Regions from separate parts of the Mus musculus genome. Here region 2 is linked to region 1. The links are chromatin loops, found by intact Hi-C in ENCODE. Cell type or tissue: left cerebral cortex. All regions are shown on one strand. Each heading gives the region's core, and the rest is flanking DNA. Links, peaks and the distances in the headings are about the cores only.

Region 1 (8,344 bases), core at 38-8,037:
GTAGAGAAAGACCACTGATTTGTTTGAGTTAATTTTATATCCAGCTACTTTACTGAAGCTGTTTATCAGGATTAGGAGTTCTCTGTTGGAATTTTTGAGGTCACTTATATATACTATCATATCATCTGCAAATAGTGATGTGTTGACTTTTTCCTTTCCAGTTTGCATCCTTTTGATCTCCTTTTGTTGTCGAATTGCTCTGGCTATGATTTTAAGTGCTATATTGAATAGGTAGGAAGAATGTGGGCAGCCTTGTCTAGTCCCTGATTTTAGTTGGATTGCTTCACTTTTCTCTTCAATTTGTTTAATGTTGGCTACTGGTTTGCTGTATATTGCTTTTATTATGTTTAGGTATGGGCTTTGAGTTCCTGATCTTTCCAATACTTTTATCATGAAGGGGTGTTGGATTTTGTCAAATGCTTTCTCAGCATCTAATGAGACAATCATGTGGTTTTTGTCTTTGAGTTTGTTTATATAGTGGATTACATTGATGGATTTCTATATAATGCATACCTGGAATGAAGGCTACTTGATCAGGACGGATGAGCATTTTAATGTGTTCTTGGATTCAGTTTGTGAGACTTTCATTAAGTATTTTTGCATCGATCTTCATAAGGGAAATTGATCTGAAGTTCTCTTTCTTTGTTGGGTCTTTGTGTGGTTTAAATATCAGAGTAATTATAGCTTCATAGAACCTATTGGATAGAGTATCTTCTGTTTCTATTTTATGGAATAGTTTGAGGAGAATTGGAATTAGGTCTTCTTTAGAGATTTGATAGATCTCTGCACTAAACCCATCTGGTCCTGGGATTTTTTTTTTTTTATGGTTGGGAGACTATTAATGACTGTTTCTATTTCTTTAAGGGGATATGGGAGTGTTTAGATTGTTAATCTGATCCTGGTTTAACTTTGGTACCTTGGATCTGTCTAGAAAATTGTGCATTTCATCCAGGTTTTCCAGTTTTCTTGAGTACAGGCTTTTGTAGTAGGATCTGATGAATTTTTTTGGATTTCTTGTTGTTGTTGTTGTTGTTGTTATGTCTCCCTTTTCATTTCTGACTTTGTTAATTAGGATACTACTGTCCCTGTGCCCTCTAGTGAATCTGGCTAAGGATTTATCTATCTTCTTGATTTTCTCAAAGAACCAGCTCCTGGTTTGGTTGATTCTTTGAATAGTTCATTTTCTTTCCACTATGTGGATTTCAGCCCTGACTTTGATTATTTCCTGCTGTCTACTCCTCTTGGGTGAATTGCTTCCTTTTGTTCTAGAGCTTTTAGGTGTCCTGTCAAGCTGCTAGTGTATGCTCTCTCTAGTTTCTTTTTGGAAGCACTCAGAGGTATGAGTTTTCCTCTTAGGAATGCTTTCATTGTGTCCCATAAGTTGAGTATGTTGTGGCTTCATTTTCATTAAACTCTAAAAAGTCTGTAATTTCTTTCTTTATTTCTTCCTTGACCAAGGTATCAATGAGGAGAGTGTTGTTCAGCTTCCACGTGAATGTTGGCTTTGTATTATTTATGTTGTTATTGAAGATCAGCCTTAGTCCATAGTGATCTGATAGGATGCATGGGACAATTTCAATATTTTTGTATCTGTTGAGGCCTGTTTTGTGACCAATTGTATGGTCAATTTAGAAGAAGGTACCATAAGGTGCTGAGAAGAAGGTATATCCTTTTGTTTTAGGGTAAAATGTTCCGTAAATATCTATTAAATCCATTTGTTTCATAAATTCTGTTAGTTTCACTGTGTTTCTGTTTAGTTTCTGATTCCAGGATCTGTCCATTGATGATAGTGGGGTGTTGAAGTCTCTCACTATTATTGTGTGAGGTGCAATGTGTGCTTTTAGCTTTACTAAAGTTGCTTTAATGAATGTGGCTGGCCTTGCATTTGGAGCATAGATATTCAGAATTGAGAGTTCCTCTTGGAACATTTTACCTTTGGTGAGTGTCTATACATATGTTACAACAATGAAAGAAATGGAGGTCATGAGTTTGAAGCCAGAAAGCAGGGGGGTATAGAAGGACTGGAGGGAAGAAATGGTTGGAGAAATATGATGTCATCATATTTTAATTTCAAAAAGAAAAAAGGGAATCTAAACCAAATTAGTGGGGTGTTAGCATGTAGAAGAAACTATAATGGGTTAAAGACACAGTAGTAAAGTTATCAAATTGATTGGGGAGAGAAAAATACCATAAACATAATAGAGACATCAAACTGGCATGATTTGAACATACTTCCAGTATGTTCTAGCATACTGTACTAGCAGGCAACTAGGAAGAGAAAACTATTGTGAGAAACAGCCACCCATGTTTTCCAAATGTATTTTAATCTATAGATTTAGTGTGGGGAAAGCTCAAGATTCAAAAGCACAAGGAATGTGTGAAGACCAAGGCACCTGACATACTTTGTGTAAAGTCGATCAAGACGTAAAAGCAACAGCAGGTGGGGAAAACGAGATCACAGCAGATTTCTTGAAAGTAATGTAAAAAAAAAATGTCAGTAGAGTCACATTGTCAAAGATTGGAAAAACTATACTCAGTACATGGAATCCCCATTAAGAGGAGGGTTTTTTTTTTTTATGGATTTAAAACAAATTACAAGATTGGCTTATAACTAAAGTGAACAAGAGAACTAATTAATAACTTGCCAAGTACATACCTGTGTATAATGGCCACACATTTCAGAACAGGTATTAAAATCAAAATTAAAATATTTACTTTCATTATACCAATTAATAACAACATCTTCTGGTTGGGTTTCAATTCTACCCAAATAAATATTTTCTCCAATAAAGTCATAGTCCTCAAGACATTCGTATCGTTGTTTGATACAGGGATTATGGGCAAGTTTGCACTCTCTAGTCCATGCTTTCGCTAGTTTTGCCAGCTGCTGGTCCCAAAACTGAAAAAAAATTTTAAAAAATATTCAATTGAATAGTACATATTTGGTTACAAATTTTAGTTAACTTTAGCCCTTTAGTAAAAGCAATTTTTTGTTGTTATTTGTTGTCTTAGCTGCTTTCTTATTACAAGCAAACACCTGAAAGAAACAGAAGAAGAAGTTACCTTGAAACACCATTTCAGAGGGGACAGGCATGGTTACTTGGCACCATGTTCCTGCCCTATCATGAGGCAAACATCAGGAGCTTCTTCAGAGTGAACAAGAAGCAACAAGAAACTGGAACAGAAAGTGACCAGGGCAAAGCCCAGGGGCCCTGCCCAAGTCTGCCCCTCCAAACCTGCCTCCTTAACCCTGCCTCCCCAGTCCCCACCTCACCAACGCCACCCACCTCATCAACCCTACCTCCCTAAAGACTAACAATGTACCCTCAGAAATGTAAGAAAATAGGACAGTTGTATGTATCACTGCAACAACAAAGGCCTCAACTCAAATTCTTCTTGCAATCCTTTTGTCTCAGGGATGCCAGCCCAATGTCCTCAACCTTGGCAGCTGCCTCCCACCTCAAAGTAATGTCACAGTCAAGCCTGCAACTTGTGAGACGCGTTCTCTAAAGTGTCTCCCAAGCCTTTTATGCCTTAAGTAGTAAAGATTTCGACAGATCATTAACACCTATGAGAAGGACACCCCTTTAGAGCACAGGAGCGAATTCCAGGAATATAACAGACTTGCATTGCTTCTCGGTGATATGAGATGTAGGATCCACCCCATAATCAGCATCCAAACGCTGACACCATTGCATACACTAGCAAGATTTTATCGAAAGGACCCAGAGGTAGCTGTCTCTTGTGAGACTATGCCGGGGCCTAGCAAACACAGAAGTGGATGCTCACAGTCAGCTAATGGATGGATCACAGGGCTCCCAATGGAGGAGCTAGAGAAAGTACCCAAGGAGCTAAAGGGATCTGCAACCCTATAGGTGGATCAACATTATGAACTAACCAGTACCCCGGAGCTCTTGACTCTAGCTGCATATGTATCAAAAGATGGCCTAGTCGGCCATCACTGGAAAGAGAGGCCCATTGGACACACAAACTTTATATGCCCCAGAACAGGGGAACGCCAGGGCCAAAAAGGGGGGGTGGGCGGGTAGGGGAGTGGGGGTGGGTGGGTGGGTATGGGGGACTTTTGGTATAGCATTGGAAATGTAAATGAGCTAAATACCTAATAAAAAATGGAAAGAAAAAAATTAAAACAACGCTTCTGCTCTCTAGCAGTCAGGCCAGGAGTGCTTCAGGCCCCACCAATAATCTGTGATGCTTTGTACAAACATTTTGAACATGATTTGTAAATAAGCCACAATGTCTTACCCTAACTGGCCTTTCTCGAGAACGACAGATGGAGCTGCAATGCCATTTTCCAAATCAGGGAAATCTCTGCATCTTACCTATCCAGATAGACCATGACTATCATATGTCATGCACAATGACCCGTGAGGTTAAAGCAATTAACTTTCAAAATTCCATTGTCATAAAAGGAGTCAAGGGTGATTCTTTCTTTTCTTCTGAGGGGGAAAAATGCATCTACTAACACGTTAAAACGAATTCTTGTCTTGGTAAACCATGTTTCATCTCCCTCCCCTGCATAAACTCATTGTTCTGAACATAATTCCTTTTCTTTCTCACCAGTTGATTCATATCAGCTGCCGGGGGCTGGACCTTGCGTCGCAGTTCATTGTGGATGTTGAGGAATGCATCTATAAATTTCGGATCCGTGATAGTTGGCACCCTAGGAAGATCTTTGCCGAATGCCTTGGGCAGTCTGCTGGCTATCAAATACAGAACTAATGTCCATAAAAAATTAAGTTTCTTCTTCAGGGCCATGGAAGGATGTCGTGGATACCCCTAGTGAATGTGCAAGAACAGAGATTACACTTTAAACTGGCTCTGTCTTCCCATTAGCCTGGGGAATGTGTTCAAGGCAGCCAGTGTTGCCATGGAGACTGAAGCATGGCACGTTCTGAGCAGCTAAGCCTTAAATTCTGAGGAAAGCCTGAGGCGCCCTCTGGTGCATGGTTCGAAGTACCCAACTAGCTTTCTGAAGAGCCAACCCAGACTCACTGTGGAGAGTGCTTGGACTGGGAAAAGACTGATTGTGAAAACACTACAGGGTTCTGACAATGGGGCTGGCCTGTGCTAACAGAAGAGTTTGTTGTATGTATTGTCGCAGACGATTTAGTCGCTGCGCTCAGTGAACAGAGGCAGGAGCAATAGGCTCTCTGTAAGTGTGAGTTTGAGGCCAGCCTGATCTTCATAGCAGATTCCAGGCTAGGCAAGAGTTGAGACCCTGTCAGGCTACAGGGAGAGAAATGCAAATAACTTATGAGTTTCTTAGACTCTGTTTTCCATGTCTAGCTTTTAAAAATTTATTTAAAATAAACTGCATCTTATTTTGTCTCTTCCTCCAGATAATGGGAACATGGAAGAGGCAATTGGCGAACTCTGGGGCATCCTGTGGTTTTTCAATTACTCCCTTGTCAAACATCCAGGAATTCCCTTCTCAGTGACTACCTAGGAAAGTAAAAATGCTATAGGCATGTGGAAAATTAGAGCCAAGTAGTTTTCTTCTAGTCAAAATCTTTCTTTGGGATAATTTAGAATCTGTGCCCTGTGCGATGACTAGCAGATTCCAGATCATTTTTATTGTAAGGACTAGGACTATGCACTGAGTATGTTGCTTGCTCACCCTATTGAAAATGAAGTGTAAGTCAACTTCATTTGGTTTAATGCTTTAAATCTGTCAGTTATTCTCTAGTAAACCCCACGTTACCTCTAACGTCTAGTGATATTTTCAGTATTTATAGATGAATATATTTCATACTCAGGTTGTTTAATTTAATGTTTAGGTTATTACAGTGCCATTTAATTCAGGCTAACACATTAAGACCTACCCTGTGTTCTTCCCTAGACAATTTACCACACAAACAAAGCAATCAAAAACTTATTTTGATGAAACTAGTTACCAAATTAAGATATTAAGTAAAAATGAACGAGGAAACACATGAACACAACCAACAAGAACAAATCCAAGTATCCTAACAGAATCGCTACAGAGATAGAAAGGACATGTTGGTGGTCTATTATCAGCTGATGGGGGCTTGCTACGTGTACTGCTGTGGTGTCGCACGCATAGGCAAACTGAGTTTCTTATACTCCATACTCCAATATAAATATAGATATGCACATTCTTACATATCCAGCCAGACATATAGGACCATACCCATTCCTGTGTATATATCTCCACGCCTCATCATTATGTAATCTGACCATAGCTGACACCCAGGTCACATTTGGGTATCCTTTCTTCATTCAGAGGTATCTACCAGGTTGACAAGGGTGCTCCCCAGAGGCATCTATCAGGGTGACTCCTTGCTTAGTCTCTTGTGCTCCTTGCTACCTTCACAGAATGTGCTTTTAAATCTTTCGTCATGTTCCTGCAGTTCCTACCTGAAGGCCCCGTTTTTCTCATTGGCTCAATTGCTAATTAAATTGATGTCCTTTTCCCTAGGACCTGCCCCCCAGGCTGTGCCCTTCACATCAAAGGTGACTCTCCCTTCTTTACTGATTTTTCTCTAAATCTAAAACAGGCACTTTAAGCCTCCAGTCAAAGTTTGTTAACTAAATAAAGAAACACGCATGCTATTATTACACTACGTGTGTTTTAACGTTCTTCACCGTGGAAACTGTTTCTTATTTGCAAGGCCTAATAAACACTTTGGATTCTGTCTGTGATGTTGTTATTAGACGCGTTCTCACGACCGGCCAGGAAGAACACCACAGACCAGAATCTTCTGCGGCAAAGCTTTATTTCTTACATCTTTAGGAGCAAGAGTGTAAGAAGCAAGAGAGCAAGAAGCAAGAGAGAGCAAGAAGCAAGAGAGAGCAAGAAGCAAGAGAGAGAGAAAACGAAACCCCGTCCCTCTTAAGGAGCATTCTCCTTCGCCTCGGACGTGTCACTCCCTGATTGGCTGCAGCCCATCGGCCGAGTTGACGTCACGGGGAAGGCAGAGCACAAGTAGTCATAAGATACCCTTGGCACATGCGCAGATTATTTGTTTACCACTTAGAACACAGGATGTCAGCGCCATCTTGTAACGGCGAATGTGGGGGCGGCTCCCAACATCTCCCCCTTTTTCTTTTAATAAGAGCAAATAGGCCACCCATATTAATGAGAGTGGAGATAGAGGTCAAATCCCCAGTGTGTAGGTAAAGGAGCCATGTACAGGATTAGCTCTTAGGCTTACAGGCTTTTACCCAGAGCAACCCTGACCTGCTCCCGTGTCGTTTTGCCTGGGGGAAGGGAACTAGGACACTGAACCTTCATGAAAGATGACATGTCTCCCTAGAATAGGCTCATATATGCCGCAGAGCCTTTCCATTGCAGTGCTTAGCCTTGCAACTCTCTCGGGCTGCTGAAGCACACTCACTCTATCCCGTGCAATGAGTCTAGCCTCATGGGATATAAGAGCTGAGTGGCCAGCGACCTATTGCCTAAGCATAGATATCCATATATCAGGGGGAGCTCCATGTTCTAGTCCTGCAAGCGCCTGGGCAATAACCACCTTGTCTCTCCTAGTTTGGGCCTTAAGCTTACAGACCAATCAAAGAAGCAACACTAATCCACAGCAAAGTGTATCTCCAAATAATATTAATCCCACCCATTTTTTAAAGAAAGAAAATGCTGAGGAGATCCAATTGGGTAATCCTTTGGTCAGGGACAGGTCCAAGCGCGTGGAGTTGACCTGAAGTCTCAATTCCCGAAGGATCTGTTCAAATTCAGCCATCCAATTCTGTAACATATACTGAAAAAGACTTTTTGACAAATTAGCTGTCCTAGTAAATTTAACATACTGAATGGAAATAACACACAATCCCGGAAACTTTTGTTCACATCCCTGCTGAGTTATTTGTCATAATACATCTAGTTGTATCTGGACAAGATCTATGAGTTGATTAACCAGCATGAGACCTCCCTGTATCTTGACATTAGCTGAGGCCTGTTCATCTATGACTGTAGTCACTGAGGCTGACAAAGTGTTAATGGTGTCAGTTGTCTGGACCTGTCCAGACAGAGCCAAGGCTGTCTGAATTAAGGCTAAACCCAGTTCCCAGTTAGTGGTAAAAAAGCAGGAGAATACTTGAGCATTATACATCACCGTCATTGGGAGTGGAAATGTCGACATTATCCCCCAACGCTGCTCTCTCTTTATTATTGACGCCCTGGACATCACCAAGACGAGGGACATTAGTATTCCCTTGGTCAGTCTGGATTTTTCGGGTGAGTCTTTCTGGTACCCAAAATGGGTTGTCTTCATCCTGTGGGAAAACACAGATAGCTCCCCTGGATCTTATCAAAATAGGATCCGGGCCATACCATTTATTATCAAGG
Region 2 (8,344 bases), core at 20-8,019, 730 kb before region 1:
CTCCAAGATGGCGCCCGTTGCCATTGTCATAAACAACACCACTGCACAGGTGTCAATTCAAATTTGGCGCCAACCCCTCCCGCGGGTGCATGCAAATTGGGTGCCGGCAGACTGACCAATCCCAGGGGGCCACGGAGCCTTCTCCTGTGCTGGGGTGCATATAAGCAGGGCTCCCTGGGCGACCGGGGTCCCCGTAGAAGCATCAAGGCGGTCCTGCAATAAAGGCTGTTGAGAAGAATCCGACTGTGTCGTGTCGTTCTTGCTGGTCGAGAGCAGACGCGACACATCTTAACAGTGACAAATATCTGGAAAAATACTAAACAGAAAGAAGAGGGAGGAGGAGAGCTAAAGGGAGAGGAGGGAAGAAGACAGAGAGGAAGAAAAAAGGAACCAGGAAAAGGCTACTCTCCGTCAGGGTTTGCTCTAATTCCATATAATTACCCTTTGAGTTAGACTGGTAGTTTATTCCAGAATATCACAATAGAACACGAGTTCTCAACCTGTGGGGTCAAAACATTATTGGAAATCATATGTCAGGTGTTTACATTATGGTTCACAACAGTCACAAAATTACTTATGAAGTGGCAAGGAAATAATTTATAGTACATGAGGAGCTGTGTTAATAGGTCCTGGCATCAGGGAGATTGAGGACCACTGAAATAAAAGAAAGGGCAGAACTTAGCCAGATCAAACCCAGTCAAAAGCCGAAGTAGAGAAAATTTAGTCTGTTTTGATTTTTTTCTTTGTTAATGGCTTCATTTTAAAGAAATTAAAATTTCTCTCTCTCTCTCTCTCTCTCTCTCTCTCTCTCTCTCTCTTTGGACTTTTGTTTATTAGACATTTTCTTTATTTACATTTCAAATGTTATCCCCTTTCTCAGCCATCCAGAGACTGTCCCACCTGGGGATTCATCCCATATGCAATCACCAAACCCTGACACTGTTATGAATGCCAAGAAGTGCTTGCAGAAAGGAGTTTTGTATAGCTGTCTCCTGAGAGGCCCTGCCAGAACCTGACAAATACAGCGGCGGATTCTCACAGCCAACCATTGGACCGAGCAAGGGTTCCCCAATGGAGGAGTTAGAGAAAGGACTGAAGGAGCTGAAGGGGTTTGCTACTGCACAGGAAGAACAACAATATCAACCAACCAGACACGCCCCCCCTCCCCCGCCCCCAAAGCTCTCAGAGACTAAACCACCAATAAAGAAGTACACATGGCTCCAACTGCATATATAGCAGAAGATGGCCTTGTGGGGCATGGATGAGAGGAGAGGTCCTTTGTCCTGGGAAAGCTCCATGCCCCCAGAGTAGGGGAATCTAGGGCGAGGAGGCTGGAGTGGGTGGGTGGAGGAACACCCTCATTGAAGGGAAGGTGCATTTTCTCAAGGTTCCAAGACTTCGTACTAGGCTGCAGTTCCTGCACAGACGCTGGGAGAACAGGACACTTTTACTTAATAATTTCATTTCAGAAGGATTGGGCCCGACTCCTTAAGACAGATATTCGTCTAGAAGGAATCTCAGAGAAGGCATTTTTTGGAAAGCATTTACATCTCAAAGGGAATAGAAATAGAAGTTTAAAATTTAAAAAGAGCTCTAAAGGTAATGCCCCAAGAAAATGAAAATCAGAGGCCCCCCAGTCCGGTCGGTCCATCTAAACAGAGGAGGAGGTCTTTGATCTGGTAGCTGGTGAATGTCTTCCAGACAGGACAGAAGCAAGTGCTAAAAGGATTAGACACACCCGCTGTGAGGGAGAAATCCCAGCAAAACCTCTGCCTACTCTAAAGGTCAAGGAAGGCTGGGATCAGGGGCGTCTCTAACCCACTGAGCATTTTAAGAACAAATATATAATGTTAGACTTTGAAGACTCTGTCTAAGGCAAAGGGAGAGAGCAGAGTCCTGGAGGCTTGGGAAAAGTCCTGGTCTTGAAAGTGACTCAGAGCTCTAAAAAAGCCAAAGAAAATGTATTGAAGTAATATACTGTTGTAATGTAAGAAGACGCAGGCCATAGGAAATAGAATAGGGATTCCTGGAAAAGAATAAACATCAATTGAAACTGTGAGAAACAATGATGTGAGAGGCAGGAGAGGAAGGAATAAAGGCTAGGAAATAGTTGGAAATACATAAAAAAGCACGGAGGTGCATCATCAGGAGGATGTCCATCTAAAACAATGTAATGAATGGTGACATTTATTAGACAACCTTCAAACACCAGGATGCCTTTTTAATGTTCTTAAGTCCCTAAGGAAGTTCGTTCTTTTAATATGTTCTCAGGAACTAAATATTATGTAAATGTTTACATAATATTTGTATATATATGCTTGCATGTGTATACATATACAAAAGTCCATTCATATGAAAAATTATATAGAGAAAATATAAATGTATATATGTATGTGTATATGCATGTATAATTAACTTGATAAGAAAAAAGTAATCATAAACTTGTTTTTGTTGACTCTGTTTACAGAAGGCTTTTCTTTGGTAGTTGTAGAACCTCCCCATCTAATCATCCATTGTTCTACTGGACCAAGTGAGAGAAGCTGGGTAAAGATCCTAACTCACGAGTTTGATAAACTTGAGGAAGACATAAAGGATATGCCAGATATCTAGGCTTCATTTAAAACAATTCAACATTATGAAAACAATAAGATTTTCTTAATTGTGAGTATTGCATAATTTTTTAAATTTATAATATATGACAAATTGAATATATTTTACCATACATGTATGTTCACAAGCTACTTTTGTTAGTCACCTTAATTGAACCAGAATCTGGAATATCACATTTGACCTTATTTTTTCATTCATTTTGTTTCTATTGTTATTTATATCATTCTTTTTGCAAGCATTTTGAATATATAAAAATGGAGTGTTATTAAGTCCACAAAATGTTCTTTAATAGAATTCTAATGAAACACATATTAATATACCATGATCACTTTTATTATTATAGCACTCCCATTGTGATTTTGTACATGTTATATAGTTATTTTAAATACCCTCCTCTTGTGTAGCCCAAGTTAGCCTTGAACTCTCGATTCACATATTTCAGCCTCCCGAGAAATGCAGTCACAGATATATGCCCTTACATGAGCTCTGTGTCAAATGTATTGTCCTACCCATAACATACCACCTCCTGACCTTACCTATACAACTTTCTAAACTTCTTAACTTTTTTTTTAAAGATTTATTTTATGTATGTGAGCACACTGTAGCTGTACAGATGAGCCCTCATATGGTTGTTGAGAATTGAATGTTAGGACTTCTGCTTGCTCTAGTCAGCCCTGCTGGCTCAGTCTCTGCTTGCTCTGGCCCCAAGATTTATTTATTATCATACATAAGTACACTGTAGCTGTCTTCAGACACCCAAAAGGAGGGTGTCAGATAGCATTACAGATGGTTGTGAGTTACCATGTGGTTTCTGGGATTTGAACTCAGGACCTTCGGAAGAGTAGTCAGTGCTCTTACCAGCTGAGCCATCTCAATGTCTTAACTCTTAACCTCTTGATTTTTAATACTTTGAGTAAAAGTTGGTCTGGAGCCCTAGACATTGCTTGCCATCTGCTCTTCAGAGCTAGTTTTATGATTTCCTTGGAATTTTGTTATCTTTATCTCATTCTGACCGTATCTGTGTGCATATCTGAACCTTAGGAAATGAGATCATCAACATTTTTCTCTGTTAGTCTCCCACTCTTTCATTTCATCCTGATAACTCCTCCTTCAGCTTTTTCCAAAGGACAGAGTGACCTTTCTTTAAGTGACACCTTTATTCATCATCCTTAATAGGTCATTTAAATAACAGATCCGTTTTAAAGTGGCTTTACAGCCTCCTGACAAGTGCCTTTTCTCTGTTCAACAAATTAGTCCTCTGCCTTCTATTTACTTACCAAACTCAGTTCTTGGGTGAATAATTAGAAGGCTTAGACAGTGAAGTCACACTGAATTGTAAATGAAGGTTAAACACACACACTCCTCTGTCAAGCTTTAAATTTTTATTTTATGTTTTGATATAATTTAACACTTACAAAAAGTTGTGAGAATAATACAAAGAACTCATATATATTATACATGTATTATATTATATATCTCATATATTATATTATCTATTATAGTATATATCTCATATTATAATATGTAATGTAATATAATATTTAATTTATATACTATACGATATTATAATATATTATGCTGATTCAATAATTCCTTTCTTGGTTTTTAAAGATTTCATTTATTTTATGTATGTGAGTACACTGTCACTATCCTCAGACACACCAGAAGAGGGCATCAGATCCTATTGCTGTGGTTGTGAGCTACCATGTGGTTGCTAGGAATTGAACTTAGAACCTCAGGAATGCTGGGGACAGCATACAGTGAAAGGGACTGCCTGCAGAAGGCCAGGATGGAGACATCTCAGAAGCCCAGGCAGTTCTTTGTGAGAAACAGTTGCTCCCATTTCTCCTAACCTTAGCCCTGGATAGATTTCATTTGTGCATGACTGCTTTTCAGTTGGCCTTGGTGTGCATAATTATTCTATTATATCTGACTTTCTTATTTCTTTCTCCTTCTGCTCTGGTGAATTCCTTGAAACTAGATGTTCCTTGATGTAATGGTTCTTAAACAATTAAGAATTGAGGCATTGGGGCACAGCACAGCACAGTCCTAATGGCCCAGGTGTATGCTGTGTGTTCTCATCTTGGAAACAATGCAATAACTGCACAATGGTAGTCCCAGACTTATGTTTGACTTGCAAAGAAAGTTTGATGAAATTATTAGAAAATGAATTAGAGCCAACATTGGGGCCCCGAGAAAAAAAAATTATTAAAGTTATAAAATAAGTTTTACGTAACTGTTGAGACTGGTTCCTGGGTAAGCAAGTATAGAATGCATAAAATTAGATATTAGCAAAACTAAGTCAAAACACTGGGACTTTTAGGAGAGTCATTGTGTACAATGTGCAGAAGCAGAAAGCTAGCGGAACTGCTGAATTCAGGGTGAACTTGAGTTTTTTCTGGCCACTGCCTGGCAGCTTTGCCCATGCCATTTATCCTTAGATCTCCACAGGAAAATGAAAGTAGCTGACCTCGGAGCTCTGAGCTCTGAAGTATAATAAGTTAAAAGTTAACGTTTAAATAATGATAAGTTTGCAATTACTATTATTTTGGCTACAGGCCTGGGAATAGGAAAGCTTGAAAATTTGGGGAACAACTGTAATTCTTGATTCTTTGTGGGACATGGTTATTCTTTTGAATTTGATTTGGCAATGGTTATACAATATCTTTTTTTTTTTTTAACCTGCTCTTGGAGTATCAATAAAAGACTGGGGTAAGAGAAAGGCAAGAGAGCAAGTAGCAAGCATTGTAGAGCGAGTTAGAGACCAAATGGGGAGGAGAGCATGAGAAGAGCATTTGAAGAGTGAATGAGGGGAGAATGTGAGGAATGGGTGAGGAGGGAATGTGAAGAGTGAGTGAGGGAAGAATGGAAGAGTTAGTGAGGGGAGAATATGAAGAGTTAGTGAGGAGAGAACATGAGGTGTGTTTGGAGAGTGTGTGTATGTGTGTGTGTGAGTGAAAAGAGAGTGCGTGTGGTATGTGTGTGAGATGTGTGTGAGAGTGAAAGGGGAACTCACAAAGGTGTGTATGAGGTTGGAGTTCAAGAAAAGCAGAGTATGAAGGAGAATGCAGAGTGTGTGCAGCCCCAAGCCGTGAGCAAGCCAGAGAGAAAGAGAGCAGAGAGTGAGGAGAGAAAAAAACTCTAAGCCTTGAAAAAATTGCCTGTCAGCTTGTACCCAAAAAAGGAGTCTGTCTATATTTATTATGCACCTTGCAGATATCTGTGCCCTCCTCCCAGCCTTGAGCAGGCTGCTCTGACCTGGTCTGCCACAGCAGGGCTAGCCCACCTAGGGTGGAGTCTTCTGACCCAGGTAAAATCTTTTGTCTGCCACAGCTGCGGTTTCCTCCAAGACACCATTACCTGCTGAGTGACTGAACCTGTTTTCCTGACACTATACTGACAAAGCAAAGAGATTCTGGGTGGTGGGGGATGCCCCCCCCCCTTTATAAGCTCAGACTCATAAATAAACATTGGCCTTGATTAGAACTTTTGTCTTGGCTCCTTATTTCTCTCGAAGCCTTCTCCATCTCCATCTTTCCTTCCAGGAACCCAGTAACCTGTGGCTGCTGGCGGCTACAGATATCCCTGCTTCCAGTTGAGAACTCTGATCCTGTGTAGAGGCTGGACCCCAAAACTGGAAGAACAGACAGTGCTCTTAACCACTGAGTCATCTCTCCAGCCACCAATAATTATTTTCTAAAAACATTTAAACACACTTCCCTCCTCCCCCCCCCCCATCTCTATACGTATGCTTTTGAATCTTTCAATACTAAATTATAATGATCATGATACTTGGCCACACAAAACTTCCATCTGTATGTTCTAAGAAACCACAGCATAACTATTAAAGTAAAGAGTTTAGTATTAATATATTGTAATCTAGTCTTCAGTGTATATGGATTATAGTTCAATTTTAATCTTGAAAATTTCTTGAGGCAGAGACACAGGGGGAGAAAGTCAGAGGGACAATGCATGCATATGTCGCTATGAACATTTGGAAGTCACAGCATAACATTTTAGGAATTGGTTCTCATCTTTGTCATGTCGCAAGGAAACTCTTCTTTCTGGCACCATGCTGGACATTCATGCTCGAAGGCCCACAAGCTTGTTGCCGATTGTCCAGTCTCCACCTGGAATCTCACCATACCAGTGCTGGGATTTCCATGTGCCATGGCATCAGGCTTTGTAAACATGGATTCTTGGATTTGAACTCATGTCGTCTGCTTTGAGTGATAAGTGCTTTGACCCACTGAGTATCACCTTGAACCTCATGTTATAGTTTAAGTGGTTGTTCTAAAAATCATTTTATAATATTTTTAAATGCATGGAACGTGTGAGAAGATCCCCCTGCTCTTCAGTAGGCTTAATGATTCCAGAGTATACATAGAATGCACCAAGAAAGTGATATTTGTGTCCACAGCTTATTATAGTCTAAATGGGAAAAGGCACATCAACCCATACCTAGTAGAAACCAGATGCCAGCTTCTATGTGTCTCTTCACATTGATTCTAAACTCAGAAGCACCTGTTGAAAAGAATGCATGGATCCTTTCAACAATGATACAGGATGATGACTGTAATACTACCAGGGATCGAGAGATGCATACCCTAACTGTGACATCCAGGAGTATAATTAGTGATTGTGAGCTATTCTGATTCTAAACCCTATACCAGAACAAGAAAAAACAAACAAACAAAAAGGAATGGTTCTAAAAATCACATTTTAGGAAGCCTGTTTCTGCTAAGACTCCTAAAATGGTCTCTTAGGAGGCAGACTATTTCATGAGCCCAGAAAGTGTTTTGTGGAAACCAAGCAGGTGACAGTGCTAAAGAGACAATTCTTTGCAGTATGCCAGGCTGGACCAACCGAGGCCTATAGAGTCAGCTTCATTCTGAAGAGGGAAAAATCATGTATCCTGCATTGTATTCCATGGCATTTATCTTCAGTCTATTTAATTATGAACAGTTCAGCCTTTCGTTTTTCTTTCATTTAAAGACTACTATTAGTAAGTTTCTAAAAATTTCCTTCTTTTAAAAAGAAACCCAGAGCACTTTTTATTTTAGATATAAAGCTTCGAGGAAAAGAAAGGGTACTGAAAACAGGCTTTAAAAGAAAGAATAAATCAAATGTGCTCAGGACAGAATTATAATCTAGGGCTAGCTACTGCTGAACATTTATTATCACCTTCCAGGTGAAGTTTAGTAGAAAGAAATGTCAGGTGGGGGCGTGTCAGTGATTTTCTTACAGTTTGACTCTGATATTATTTAGTTAATAGAATTTCTACTTAAGTGGTTCCCTGCAACCTATCATAAGACTGAAGTGAAGAGTGAGTTTAGCTAGCCATCCTGAGAATCCACATCCCTGCTTTTTTTTTTTTTTTTTTTGCTTTGTTTTTGTTTTCAGATGTCAACTCTTAGATCACTAGCTAAATACATGACGATTTGAAAACAACTGTGTCTATTACTATTCTAAAAGCATATTTCACTGAAACAGCTTTGGTCCAGGCAACATTCACTACCTAAGCTGATCATATAATGATTATTCAAATTGAGAAGTCATTAATTACAGAAGGGGACAAACTAATTTCAGCTGAGACTTGTAGATAGGATTTGAGAGGCACAGTCTCTCTACCACTCTCCAGACCATGTGTAAGAATGGGTAGGAAGACCTAGGATTAAATTGCATATAAAACAGCTATGCTGTGTAGGTGCAACATGGAAGTCATAGTCATATT

The links. Peaks named below come from ENCODE experiments on the same cell type or tissue, not always from the same donor. Only the 100,000 strongest peaks of a DNase experiment are listed, where the experiment ranks them.
Region 2: it touches region 1 in a loop (3.0-fold over the local background); 7 of 42 quality-filtered maps call a loop at or near these places.

The regions. Positions count from the first base shown.
Region 1 is chr10:112,056,745-112,065,088 of GRCm38, reverse strand. It overlaps Glipr1l1 (GLI pathogenesis-related 1 like 1), which reads right to left and starts at 4,900. Exons shown (of 5, transcript NM_027018.1): 1 at 4,582-4,900; 2 at 2,657-2,899. The coding sequence starts at 4,779. In left cerebral cortex, for the core only: a CTCF peak has its summit at 4,958 (motif pointing left); a DNase peak (open chromatin) is centred at 4,930.
Region 2 is chr10:112,791,679-112,800,022 of GRCm38, reverse strand. No RefSeq gene overlaps it. Among named protein-coding and RNA genes, the nearest start is that of Gm3942, 42 kb to the left of the region's middle. In left cerebral cortex, for the core only: a CTCF peak has its summit at 4,265 (motif pointing right); no DNase peak of the experiment used is centred there.